Regions from separate parts of the Homo sapiens genome. Here region 1 is linked to region 2. A link is a contact called in ENCODE Hi-C or POLR2A ChIA-PET data. All regions are on one chromosome and are shown on one strand. Each heading gives the region's core, a stretch centred on a gene start or an enhancer-like site at or near the end of the contact. The rest is flanking DNA. Distances are from core to core; before and after follow the strand shown. Region 1 overlaps DIS3L2 (DIS3 like 3'-5' exoribonuclease 2). Region 2 overlaps DIS3L2 (DIS3 like 3'-5' exoribonuclease 2).

Region 1 (7,221 bases), core at 782-3,281, 100 kb after region 2:
GAGGTAATTCGAAAACCAGAGAGTGATCTGACAACTGTGGCATTCCCACACTTCAGCGTTGAGGTCAGCTGTGAGGTATGCTGCAAGTGATCTGTACAATAATAAAACACTGAGGCACACGATTTACTGTCTCCAGATTCTGGGTTATCACTATAACGCCACTCCTATTCACTTACATTACTAAATATTTTCTTGAACAAAGGTGAAAAACTCTACATTGCTGGGTAATGCTCATGGGAGTGTTCTCCTGAAGTGTGTTTTTAGGATAAGAAAAGTGGAGAATTACCAGGTTGGAAACCAGTAGAATCCCTTCCAAGCTGAGATTTCATGAAGATAGGTGGCACCCTCTCCTCCGCCTGCAACCTAATTATGATCTATTGGTAGACAGGTGGTCACTGTGATTTGCTGAATTGATCACTGGAGTGTCTCACCTGACAGACACTGGTAACAAGTCCTGGGAGTACATCTGAACTCTACCAAAAGGGAAAGTAAGGACTAGGTATGTTATATTTGTCTGCTTTTCACAGAATGGTCATTCAGATAATTTTAATGAAACCAAAGGAAAGTTAAACTTTACACTTAAAAAAAAAAAAAAAAAAAAAAAACTACAGATGATATAAATAGACCGAGAAAACACTATTTGTTTTTTGAAGCATTGAACATTTTTCCCCCTAAGCAAGAATTGACATGAACTGGTAACTACCTCAACCTGAACTTAGCCAACCTCACCCCAATCCAAACTGGAATTGACTTTCCCTTTTCAACTCCTTGGATAAATGGCCCTGGCAGAAACTGTTGTCACAAAGGCCAACTGTAGAAGTGCCACCATAAAACTGTTTGCCTGACCAACTCAGGCCGTTTCAGAGTCTTCCCTGACTCCTTTTCCATGTCCTTTTCCTGCTGCTCTGCCAAACTGCTCCTCAGGAATGCAAGAAAAACTAAGTGGATGGAAGGTATCTGATCACCTGGTGCAGTAGGCTACTGAGCGGCCTGTGATTTCTGGCACCTCATAATATTTTTGTATTACAAAATTTTTTCATTATACAACTATTATTGCCACATTATAAAAATTTGGGAACTAGAGAAAGGAAAAAAAATCACTTATGATCCCATCATTCGAATGAAATCACTGCATTTTGGTGCATTGCTTCCTCTCCTCCCGGGCTCTTTGTATATAGTTCCACGGACTGCATCTATTTAGCTTGTTTATACACACCTCAGCTCCCCTACAAAGAATTTGCAGCAACTAACATAAATAACATCAGACAGACAACTCCATGCCAACATACTCTCTCCCAAACCAGCTTGTACTCCTGATTCCCATTTCTAACTTATGGGTTCCATCTCCCAGTCATCCAGGTTGAAACCTTGGCACCATCTTGGACTCCTCTCCCTCAACCCCAACATTCATTTCCATAGATTCTTCTGTCATTATCCCTTTCTCACATCTGTCCTTCCCACTCCAACCCCCCCTATTGATTTTGCTACCATCTAGTCCAGGTCCACAACTATTGCAATATTTCTCTGACTCATTCCCCAGCCTCTAGTTTCTCTCCTTTTCCTTGCAATGCTAAATTATTTTCCTCTTTTTGAATGCTCTCTTGCTGAACAACATCTGCTTGCCTTTCCATTGTCCAACAAACAAAAAACACTATTTGGTCTGAAAATTTGTCCCGAGTTTGTCCCCAATCTATCTTTCCTATCATATCTTTGACCACTTCCTTTATGAAACCTCTGCTGACACACTTGGGCCCTAGACATAAAACCACAGTGTATGCAGTGAGTACGGCAGGACATGTGCCTGCTCCCTGGAGACCCTGCAAGGTGCAGGGTTCCAGGCCAGCTGAGACAGAGGAACAGGTAGTAGATGTATCCGTCTGCTATTATCAACTATGAAAATGGACAAAACAAATGAAGCAATTGTGTCTAAGCATTACACAAACAGTAGAGGTGTGAACCTAGAGGTAAGGCAAATATGAGGAATGAGGTCCACGGTCACCTGGCTTTCAGCCTAGGGGCACTTTCCACACTGTGGCTCAGGGAAGTGGTGTCTATATGCCGAGCAGGTATGCCTAAGCCTCTGCATGCAACAGAGATTGCTAAGAATGTAAGAAATCAAGCCAGTACTTGCTTTTTGAAGTAGGCTGCTTCAATTTTGGATTTTAAAAAGATATAATTTCTCTAAAATTTCCAGGGGACCTTTTCTCTTGTTTCTTTCAGTTTTCTTTAGTTGAAAATATTGAGGCTCAGCACAGTGGCTCGTGCTTGTAATCCCATAGTGGCTCGTGCTTTGGGAGGCCCAGGCAGGAAGACTGCTTGAGCTTGGGAGTTCAAGGCTGCAATGAGCCACTGCATTCCAGCCTGTGTGACAGAGTGATACTCTGTCTCTAAAAATCGATTAATTAATTAATTTTTAAAAAGAAAATATTGAGCAATCTTGCCCATAGTTTCAAGGAAGATAAAACCAGTCTTAGGCAATGTCTTCTATCTCTCAGCCTTCTATCTACTAAGCTTCCCCATCTATTATAGTAGAGAAGAGATTACATACTGAACCTACGGCGTTCTGTGTCAGTGGGAAATATGAACATCTTTGCAATGTTTTAAAACACTAGGCCACTAGGCCATCAACGCTTGGTGGCAGACTGAAACTGCAAGGGTGGATGTCCACATTGGGCAAATGTCAAAGGCCATGTTAGTGCCAAGGCCATCTCTGAGGATGACCAAAGCCAAAGCAGTCACCCAGAAGCCACCCTAGAGAGGGGCAAGAAGTAGGTAAAAACTAGAAGCAGCACATCTGGGGCATTAGAAAAGGGATTGGGGGTGCTGGGCATGGTGGTTGACGCCTGTGATGCCAGAACTTTGGGAAGCTGAGGTGGATGGATCACTTGAGCCCAGGAGTTCAAGACCAGCCTGGACAACATGGTGAAACCCCATCTCTACCACAAATACAAAATATTAGCCAGGCTTGGTGGCACACACCTGTAGTCTCAGCTACTTGAGAGGCTGAGGTGGGAAGATCACCTGAGCTTGGAAGATTGAGGCTGCAGTGAGCTATGATCATGCCACTACACTCCAGCCTGGGCAAAAGAGTGGGACTCTGTTGAGAAGAGGAGGGGAGGGGAAGGGAGGGGGAGAGGGGGAGGTGGAGGAGGAGGAGGGATTGGAAGGGTTCACTTTTCTCATATCCTACACATTTTTTCTTTGAGAGTCAATTGCTGCATTCCCTTCCTCCAACTATAATTTCCAAAGACAACTAGCCTCAATCCCACTTTTACCTGCTCAGTAACATCCCAAAAGAATGTTTAAAGAGCCCTTATCAGTTTGCCTTTCTCAACTTGCTGGATAGATGAAAACCTACTGGGAGTAGCCCAAGCTTCTCCAGCTCAGCCCTAGAGAGGCAGTTCTCAGGGAAGGTGTTCCTGCTACCCACCGAGAAGCATGCCTTTGAAGAGTACCCCTTCAATCACGTTATTTGGTGTTAAATTCAGGTAAAGAACCCTATGTCTCTCCCAAGCAGAGCCCTTACAAGCTTTCTTTCTGTGATACCTTACACCAACACTGGAACCATCTGAAGGGCCAAGGCTTGGAATTCATTCTTTAGCACTCACTGTTGCCCCTTCTGAAGCCCAAGAAGAGTCTAGTGGGAGGACATTTCTCATTCTCACCCTCACCAATGTCACCACAGGAACACAATCTTAAGGTCACATAGTTGTAAAGGCTCAGAGGCCTATGGCAAGTTCAGGCACGAAGCAAACCTAGCCTTGCACAGTATGCTGCCTAGGCAGCACAGGGCAGCCAGGCTAACCACACAGGCATGCAGACTGCCTGCTACCCAAGATGCTATAGAAATTTCCATCCTACCGTCAGCGAGTGGCTTGCAGGAGAGGGCATCATCGAGGTCTCGGGCGGTTGATGGGTCAATGGTGAAGATACAGTCTTTTCTAGGAAAGAGTGAAGAAACAATTAGCAATGCCACAAATAATAGCAACTTTACCCCACCATAGTACAGCTTTAAAGAACAGTGAATTTTGCATATGTGCTCTGTTAGGGAAAGTGAAAAATAACTTCTACGAGAATGAGATCTTTAGTTAAATGTGAGACTGAGAAGAGACAAATGGGTGAGTGACTTTCTCTTCCTCTGTGTGAACTGGCACCTACTTCTCCTTCACCCCAAGCCAGAAGAGATGTGAGTGGGTGAAAATCAGGCTGCTTCCATGAACGAGGCTTCTCAAGAAGAGTTGGCCAACAAGAGGGGCAAGTTACTTTGGTAAATTACTCTTCAATTTACACTTTGGTAAAATATCCTTCTCCAGTGACTTGTGATACAGGGGGATGGGACCCAACAATAAGCTTCGCAAAAAAACTTTGGGCCGTAGAGTTAACCATAATAGAAGTCTACCTGGAAACAGCACAAATCACAGTTTGTTTCCACAGAATAATTATATATTTCAACCAAGCTCATACCAAGTACACCATGTGCCCATTTATCTTTGCACAATATCCTTACGAACATCACACTCTTACCCTGTGAAACTCCCAGACATTCTCATTCTGTTTTACAGTTTCCCATATAGCATGCCTGACTCAATCCACCCATTCCCACCATGTAAACACCTAAAGATCTTGGCAGCAGCTGTCCTTGGCTCTCCATACCTCCAGCCTTTCCTGCCCGAGGACTGCCTGGAGATTGGGGTATTCTGCAGCAACTGCCCTTCTGCCCCCATGCCACACTCTAGTCGGTGCTCACTGCTTCCTAGGTTCTTCCTCCACTCCATCCAGTACTAGCAGTGCACTGCCACCATTTCTCTGTCTTTTCCTCATTCATCAACACTGATGATGTTGCCCATACTTGTACTAACCATGGTAAGACAGGCTTTGTTCTTAAAGACTTCTTCCCTGGTGTTGCTCCTCTGTTCAAAACCTCCTTGGCAGCAGTGAGCTATAATTGGGCCACTGCACTCCAGCCTGGACAATAGAGCGAGACCCTGTCTTCAGAGGCTGCCAAGCTGCTCTAATGCTGGCCTGCCACAAGCTCTTGGGACCTTTCTCTATCCGACTCTTAACTGTCCACTTACCCTACTCCTAGTAACTCCCAACAGCCCTCTCTAATCCTAACCACAATACTTCCATCCTAAGAGAGTATTAATTATAAGATGCGCCATCAATTCTGTAATAGCTTTTGGAGAAATAAAAACCCCACCACATTAAATATATACATTAATTTTAAGATACTTCAGAATTTCAGAAATGTCAAATGTTTAAAAAATAATAATAACCTTTTTTTTTGTATGGCTCACTGCAGCCTCAACCTCTTGAGCTCAAATAATCCTCCCACCTCAGACTCCCAAGCAGCTGACAGTATAGGTGCATGCCACCACACTGGAGTAGTTTTAAAACTTTTTGTAGAAACAGGATCTCACTCTGTTCCCCAGGCTGATCTCAAACTCCTGGCTTCAAGGGATCCTCTCAACTTGGCCTCCCAAAGTGCTGGGATTACAGGTGTGAGCTACGATGCCCAACCCAAAAAGTAATCTTAAATGGTAAATGGATAACCAGACTGTGGTATACCCCCAAAATGGAACAGTATTTAGCAACAAAAATTAACAAATTATTCATAAATGCAACAGCCTGGATGAATCTCAAAGGTATTGAACTAAGTGAAAAGAGCCACTCTCAAAAAGAAAACAAAGCACTTTGGGAGGCCAAGGTGGGCAGATCACCTGAGGTCGGGAGTTCAAAACCAGACTGGCCAACATGGTGAAACCCCGTTTCTACTAAAAATACAAAAATTAGCCGGGCATGGTGGCACACGCCTGTAGTCCCAGCTACTCAGGAGACTGAGACAGGAAAATTGTTTGAACCCGGGAGGTGGCGGTTGCAGCGAGCCAAGATTGTGCCACTGCATTCCAGCCTGGGCAACAGAGCAAGACTTGGTCTCAAACACAAAAACAAAAAAGGGTGGGGGGAGGAGAGGGGATAAGAAGAGGAGAGGAGAAGAAGAGGAGAGGAACGGAACGGAATGAAAACAGAGATAAGACAGAGAGCAGATCAGTGGTTGCCAGAACTGGGAAAGGTACGCTTGTGCGGGGGCAGCAGGGGGAGTGGAACTAAATCTATGCATGTCTTAAAATTCACAGAATTTTACATACAGCAAAAGAAGGTCAATTTTAATGTTTACTATTTTTTTAAAAAATTCATGTGACTTTCAAATCAAGAAGAGTAAAACATATATGTTAAATATTCATAGGGTTGATCGACGGGTGCTAGATTTATGGATTAATTTTTTTCCCTTTAATGTGTACTTTTTCATATTTTTAAAATTTTTCACTGCAATTGAATATTACTTTTGTAAATGGAAAAAATCAAAACTATAGAGAATCTTCCTTAATCAAAAAACAATTGATCAGATATGTATTATTGTTTGTTTGTAAATATATTGTTTGTACATATATTTAGCTATCTTGTAACATTTGTTACAAGATGCATTTGGCTTAATATAGTTAATGGCTTTAAGATTATGGATCTGGTAAAAACTGTGTCCCTACTGGACACTAAGAAAATAGGGCAGGGAAAGGTAGGTGCCATTCAGGTGGAGGGAACGAGAGCATTTAGAGTGCAGATCCCAGAAAGGGTGATTAATCAGGAGACCCACTCTCCCTCTAAATATTTCGAGGAGAGTCACACACAGTGTAGGCAACATGAAGGTTGAAGCCTCAAGATATACAGAAGTAATTTTGGTTCCACTATATAAAAGAGGTTGTAAGCAAGAGTGCCAGAGGAGAAGAGAAACACTGATCTCCTGGAATGCGTGCTCCGAGGGCTGTGTTCCCAGAGCCTTGAACAGAGGCTGCACCTCAGACATGTTTGTTGAATGAACAGATTGATGGTAATAGGAAGTGCCCAGGAGGTGAAATCAGACCTGGCACCACAGCAATGGGCTGTAATTGATGAGGATCTTGAACTTGGCTCACAAGGTAAAGAAGGAAGTGTCCACTTCTTTCTCCTTTTGATATCTCCCATAAAATCTAACCAAATGTTTTATATACACTGAGTACTCAATAAAAAATACTGGTATAACTGAAACTAAAAAGTCAGACATGGTAGTAGGAATGTTTGGGTCTTCTTCTTTTATCATAATGACATCATAAAAAGCCAAAAAAATGTTCCCCTAGTCAAAATCAAAAAGAACTCCATTAGCTTGGTTGGAGGTGGGAAGCCATC
Region 2 (7,033 bases), core at 1,541-4,040:
TGGCGAAACTGGTCCTCCAACCCACGAGGGTGTGGGCAGACTTCTCAGCGCCCTTCCATGAACTCTGAGGACTTTCCTAGGGGTCGTTTTCTAAGTTTGATGGTGGGAAAGGGCCCATGTGGCACAGAACACAATTCTGAATATAAGGGCTTCCTGAAGATTCTTGCAAGTTACCCTTGTTTGAGCCCAGCTTCCTGGGCACCCCGACCACTACTGGCCTCTGGCCTCTGGCCTCTGTGGAGGCCTGGCCTTGCAGGAGTGGGTTCTCCATTGTGGATCGGCAGCTTCACTTTATAACAGAGCCCAGAGGGCAGCAGCAACTTGCCAGTATTCTTGTATTGCTAAAGTCAGGGGGGAAAGGTAGGGCACTGTCAACCACACACAACCTGGGTAACCTTAGGCAGACTACTTAACCTCTCTAACTTCTTCTACCTACCTCGCAGGGTTATTCTAGTGAGGATTAAATGAGATAAACTTTGTTATCTTATTTAACATTATAAGCTCTGACCTATTGTTAACTATTCCATAAATATTAGTGTTATTATGAAAACCTTCTGCACTGAATTAAGGAGACAATTAATTCAGTGACAATTCAGAGACAATTAGAGGTGTAATTAAAAAATAGAAGAGGCTAGGAGTGGTGGCTCACACCTGTAATCCCAGCACTTTGGGAGGCTGAGGTGAGCAGATCCCTTGAGGCCAGGAATTCGAGACCAGGCTGGCCAACATAGTGAAACCCCATCTCTACTAAAAATACAAAAATTAGCCAGGCGTGGTGGAGGGCACCTGTAATCCCAGCTACCCGGGAGGCTGAGGCACATGAATCGCTTGAACCCGGCAAGCAGAGGTTACAGTGAGCAGAGATCGGGCCACTGTACTCCAGCCTGGGCAACAGAGTGAGACTCTGCCTACCTTCTACCTCCCCACCCCGCCAAAATAGAAGAATGTTAGGAACACAGAACATGAGAGGAAAAAAGAGCAAATACTGCATACTCCCAGGAGACATTTGTCCAGCATCTGCTGAACACCTCTGTGTTCCCAACACTGTGCAGGGGCTGGGATGAAGTGACTGTCCTTGCTCTTGGGCACAGGGAATCAGATCAACACACACTCACTCCCCTACCTCCCAACCCCTGTCCAAATCTTATTAGCATAAAAAGTGGCTTGTTTCCGCAGCACTTACTGCCTGGGCGAGGAAAGCCTTTCACACACATTCTCCACACTCTACCCACAAATGTGTTTCCCTTCCATTGCAAGGACTGTCCATGGGTCATGAAGCCAAGGGTAATAACCTGCCTCCCAGGGCACACAGCGAGGTACTGGTGGTTCTGAGGCTAATGCTGCCTTAAGGATGTGAGAGTTAAGCTCGATGACACTAACAGCTGGGAAATTCACCAGGAAAAAAGCCCAAAGGAATGAAAAGTTCCTTCCTCTTCAGGAACGGTACAATGAAAAATCACAACAATGGTTTCCTAGAAGATTTATGACACAAAAGATAGCGACCAGCTAACTGATCTTTTATCTACACCAAAGACTTAATGACAGGAAACAGATTTAGATTAAACTGGAGGGCTGTTAAACTAAAGAAGAACAATTCAATAATAAGCACAATATCTTGCTTACCTAAAACTTAATCACATTTGATCTTATGTCTTTGAAACATGAAGCAGAACCAGGAAATAGGCAGAAGCAGGGCCTGTGGGCAGCCAGCGCAGAGGTGGGGCCGGGAACCCAAGTGTGCCTCCTGGGAAGTCCTTCCTTCCCACCTCACTCAGAGCCTTTCCTCCCATTGAACAGAATCCTAACAGCTTGCCTCGGCTTCCTCACAGATTCCACGCTCCCCACAAAGCCTCATGCTTGGAGTGGCTGGAGAGGGTGCTACAGGTTCTCCGGACAGCCACGGAGAAGTGACAACTGGCCCTGACTGTAAAGGCAGAGACAAAGACAGGGCAGGGCCCCAGCAAAATCAGTGAAAATACACAGCATTGTGTGGACATCTAGTGTGGAGGCGAATGACACTGTGGAGTACAGGGGACCCCATTAAAGAACAGGACATAATCGTAAGGAACAAGGTTTTGGCGCCTGGAAGAATAAATCCTCTCTGTAGAATGACTCCTTCCTTCTTATTCTAGGTAGCACAAACATTAACAGATTTATAGAACAACAAAGGCTGTGCTGGAAGCTGATGAGCCGCTGCCCAGGAGGCTACTGTGAAGCCGCAGTGGCATGCCAGGGCTCGCGAACACACAGACACACCAATGCCAGGGCACTCAGGGAAGGGAGCTGCTGAGAGCGGGGTCCCCGACCCCAGGTGATGAGCCATGTCCTCTGCCATCTCTGCTACCCATTCATCACAGTCTACTCTCCAGTTTGGCACCTACCCCCTACTGGTAACCCGGGCTTGGAGGGTGGACCCTGGGTCTCACCTAGCTTTGGGGTAGGTGTGGGGTCACATGGGGTTGGCTTGGGGGTAGCCCAAAGTCAGTGGAATGATCTATGTTGTTCATCTCAGCCAGGCCTTGCTGTGTTGGGCTTTCAGAGCAGCTGCGGAAGTTGGCCACTTCCTCTTGCTTAATTCAGTGGGCATGAGCTGGGCGCTTGCTCTGAGTCACTCTACGAAATCTTTTCGCAGCTGTGTTCCGGCCATCAGAGAAGCATCCGCAGAACAGACAGCAAACATGTTCTTCTTCAATACGTGAAGCAGCCACTAGGCGATTTATAGCCATTGATAGCCTGTGCCTGTCATCAAGCACAGCAATTCCTTCAGGCTCTAGAGGCTTCCTGCCCAACCACCAAGAAAAAGCCACAAAGCCTCAGAGAGCTGGGAGTGGCAGTGAAGACAGATCAGAAACACTACCCCACAGATAGCACAGCCAAAAGCTAAGAGAGCCAAGCACATCTGGTTACCTGCCAGGCAGCCACAGAAGATGACAACCATGGGCACCTTTCTTCAGGCTCAAACCCAACATGCAGTCCTATGACCTGTTTCTTTTATGGGCTAACCTCCTTGAGAGTATATCTCAGACCTCTGTGGCCTGAGCCTGGGCTCTGGGCTTTCAGTACCGGAGTGAGGGTTTTTACAGCAGAGACATTTGCTACTTTAAGTACCTGAATATGCCCTGGGTCTGGGCCAGCACACCGGTATGGGGGTGGGGAGGGCTGGAGGCGCTCACCCCACTTGCCAGGAATTGAGTGTCCCTGTTCATCAAACAGGGACCTGGCCTGAATATCACAGTCTCTTCTAGAACTCCTTGAAGTCTTGGGAAGGGGCAAGCCTCCTTGGGTTTAAAGACCGCCTGGCAGTACTATCTGCTTAAAAAGCTTAGCATGAGGGACCAGAGAGCTGGCTTCCCCCTGGGGATGCAAACCTGTGGTTGGAGAAATACCCAGAGAGGCAGAGAGAGAAACGAGTCATTCCAGGACCTTCTGAGAAAGGTATGGATGTGGCAGGTACAGATATACGGAAAACAAAAATGGTCATTCTCACCGACCCTCTGTCACTGGTAAGAACACATCTTCATGTGCTATAAAGTAACTGGGAAAGAAAATCAAAGAGCTCCGAGTCATGCTGGATTGCTGCAGCGCCAGGAGGCTCCCCAGAATGGAGGGAGCTGCAGTCCATCGCAAAAACATGAAGAAAGCAAATGGCAACGTGACAGACAGGAAATCTTATTCAAGAAAGGGAAAGTGTTAGCTGCTTAATGTAACTCTATGTTAAATCGACAATGAAAACATTTACTCTTTAAGGTCTTTAAGAGTTTTGAAATATCTAGTTTTGAGAGTTCCTGGTGTTCTAGAATTTTCTGTCTCATAGGGAAATCTCTTGGGGCATCCATGGGTATTTGGGCTGCAAAAGGTGGAGTGTGAGAATAGTGAGGGGCATTCTCGGGCTAGGGAGCTCCCTTCAGCCCCAGGGCCCTGAGGCCTCCGGGGCCTGCTCGGTTTGGGTCTCGACCCTCTCTGTCCTCTTCATTCCTCCAAGTCTCAGCGAAAGGGATTCTGTGAACCCATGTAGGATGCATAACCCTCAAAATGGGACAGCTGAGACTCTACAGGGCTTAAAAATATAGGATCTACCTTGCAACCTGAGCAGCCCGCCCAGGAGGAAAGCCTTCAATCCTACCTCCCAGCACCAGACAACAGGCGACAGAATGACAGCACAGGCTGGAGAATGCCCTATACTGGGCCCAGTGGGTGCTGGGCCGGTGCTGAGGAGGGCTGCAGCCCTTTAGGGCCACAGGCAGGCCCAGAGGGCTCCTTTCCATGGCAATGGAAATCAGGGAAAGGTGGGATGGGGCAGGTGATAGTGTCATATGGTTTGGCTCTGTGTCCCCACCCAAATCTCATCTTGTAGCTCCCATAATTCCTATGTGTTGTGGGAGGGACGTGGTGGGAGATAACTGAATCACGGGGGCAGGTCTTTCTCATGCTGTTCTCATGATAGTGAATGGGTCTCACAAGATCTGATGGTTTTAAAAATGGGAGTTTCTCTGCACATGCCCTCTCTTGGCCTGCTGCCATCCTTGTAAGATGTGACTTGCTCCTCCTTGCCTTCTGCCATGATTGTGAGGACTCCCCAGCCAGGTGGAACTGTAAGTCCAACAAACCTCTTTCTTTTGTAAACTGCCCAGTCTCAGGTATGTCTTTATCAGTAGCATGAAAATGGACTAAAACACAGGGATATAAAGAGATTTGGGGTAGGAGGTTACTGGGGAAAGGAAAAGATGCTGCATATACCTGTGAGGCAATAATAGTTTAGCAACTTTTCTCTCGGTCATCTATGACAAAAGTGGTATTTTTACGACCTCGTGGGTTCACGTTCAATATTCTACCAAGGAATCAGGGAGCAGTAAAGAGAGCATGGGTTTTGAAGTCAGACAGATCTGTTTGAATCCTTGTTCAAATGTACAGCCATGAGATCCTTCTGTAAAATGGCCAAGGCAAAACCTCCTCACAAGGTTAAAATGAGGAGTAGCAGTCTTGTGATAAACATTAGTTCCTTTTCATTTAAATAAAAAATCAGATATCATTTTCCTAGCTCCTAGCTCATAAATCACCACTTAAAACTTAAAAAAAAGTTCCCAAATTGAAAACTCATCTTGGGGAAAAATAAAGTGTATACTAAAGAGAACACCAGTAAAAATTTTCATTTTCATAATCTAAGAGTGAGTTTGTGGTAAAAACTCTTCTGTTTGAGATCAGGAACAAGACATAAATGCCTATTATTATTATGTCCAGAAATACTGTACAGTGCAATAAGGCAAGAAAAATAAATACATGGCATGAGAATTGGAAAGGAAAAAGTAAAACTGTCATTATTTGCAGATGACATGATGAGGTACACTGGAAATAAAAAAGCATCTACACTGAACTGAAATATTGTTATGAAAAAAAATCTACAAATTATTTGAACCTAATAAATAAATTCAGGAAAGTAATTGATAACAAGGTCAACAAAAATAAACCATGTTTCCTTGTATTAGCAACAAAGAGAAAATTAAATTTACAAATACCATTTAAAATAGTACCACAAATCAAATACCTAGGAGTAAATCCAATGAAACATGAGCAAGATCTCTAACAGAAAATTATATTGAGAAAAATTAAAGAAGCTCTAAATAGAGGGAGGTACCATGTTTGTGAAGACTCATTATCATAAAAGTGTTGATTTTTCCCAAATTGACATATGGATTCAAAGCAATCTCAATATAAATCCTAGCAAGTTTGTGTGCATGTATGTGGCAACTGACAATCTGATTCTAAAATCTATATGGAAATGGAATGGGCCAAGAATAGCATAGGTGCTCTTTATAGAAAAAGTCCAAGTTGGAAAGTGTAGCTCTACTGGCTATCAAGATTTTTATACAAACATGAAGGTAGTGTGGTACTGGTACAAGAATAGATATATAAACCAGTGACACAGAATGGAGAGCAGAAACAGATCTGTGCATATGGGTACTTCATTTTTGACAAAGGTGGCAGTGCTAAGCTATGGGAAAGTATTTTCAAAAAATGATGCTGGGTCAACAGATACCCATATGAAAAAATAAACTTGCTGTACCATTTTCAAAAATCAATTCTAAGTAGATTCTTTTAGAATATAGACAAAGATTTCTTAAATGGTATACAAAAAGCATTTAACCATAATAAAAAAGATCGACATACTGAACTCCATTAAAATTAAGTACTTCTGTACGTTAAAATAACACCAGAGGCAGTAAAAAAGCAAACTACACAGTGGAAGATATTTGCAACATGTATAAGCAACAAAGAACTGATATCCAGAATATAGAGGACTATAAATCAAGAAGAAAAACAGAAAACCCAGTAGAAAAACAGGCAAGAAATTTGAAAAGGCACTCTACTGAATGGCCAATAAACAGATGAGCTCTCACACACTGCTTGTGAAATTACATATGATTTCAGCAATTTCATTCCTATTATATACTCAAAAGCAACACATGCATATGTGCACCAAAAGACATGTACAAGCAGATTTATAATAACCCCAAAATGGAAACAATACAAATGTTGACTGAACAAATGCAGATTGGATAAATTGATGAATGGACTATAGATGCAACAGCAAAGATGAATTCTCACAAATATAATGCTGAAAGAGAAAAGCTGGGCACAAAAGAGAATATAGTAAATAATTCCATTTATATGAAGTTCAAAGCCAGGCACAACCAATCTACAGTGTTAGAAGATAACAATGGTGGTATCCTTTTGGGAGGAGTGAGGGGCACATGGGAGGCTCCTGGAAGCTGTAATGTTCTATTTATTATTTATTTTTAAATAAAAATTTGTTAATTGTCGTTACACTGCCCGGGCTGGTGTCATACCCCTGGGCCCCAAGCAATCCTCCTGCCTTGGCCTCCCAAAGTGCTGGGATTATAGGTGTGAGCCACTGCACCTGGCCATGTTCTATTTCTTGACATGGATGTGTTCATTTTCTAACAATTTCCTTGAACTAGATGCTTATAATTTGTACACTTTTCTCTATGCATGTCATAATTCAGAAGTAAGTTTT

Evidence for each region. A loop is a pair of places that touch in the nucleus more often than their neighbours do. ChIA-PET counts read pairs that join two places held with the same protein, here RNA polymerase II (POLR2A). Pooled maps may share reads with other maps.
Region 1: a pooled map shows a loop between it and region 2 (2.5-fold over the local background). The contact joins two enhancer-like sites. A Hi-C loop is called at or near these places in 3 of 50 pooled maps. POLR2A ChIA-PET finds 5 or more read pairs at or near these places in 3 of 52 experiments (CD4-positive, alpha-beta T cell, Caco-2 and activated B cell).

The regions. Positions count from the first base shown.
Region 1 is chr2:232,207,046-232,214,266 of GRCh38, reverse strand. It overlaps DIS3L2 (DIS3 like 3'-5' exoribonuclease 2), which reads right to left. Exons shown (of 21, transcript NM_152383.5): 10 at 3,862-3,941. Among named protein-coding and RNA genes, the nearest start is that of MIR562, 38 kb to the right of the region's middle. Within about 2 kb of position 2,031, at least 2 of the 41 ENCODE cell types and tissues checked have a DNase peak (open chromatin) inside an H3K27ac peak, as active enhancers do.
Region 2 is chr2:232,311,333-232,318,365 of GRCh38, reverse strand. All of the region lies in intron 14 of DIS3L2 (DIS3 like 3'-5' exoribonuclease 2), which reads right to left. Among named protein-coding and RNA genes, the nearest start is that of ALPP, 64 kb to the left of the region's middle. RefSeq lists an enhancer at 2,828-2,997. Within about 2 kb of position 2,790, at least 22 of the 41 ENCODE cell types and tissues checked have a DNase peak (open chromatin) inside an H3K27ac peak, as active enhancers do.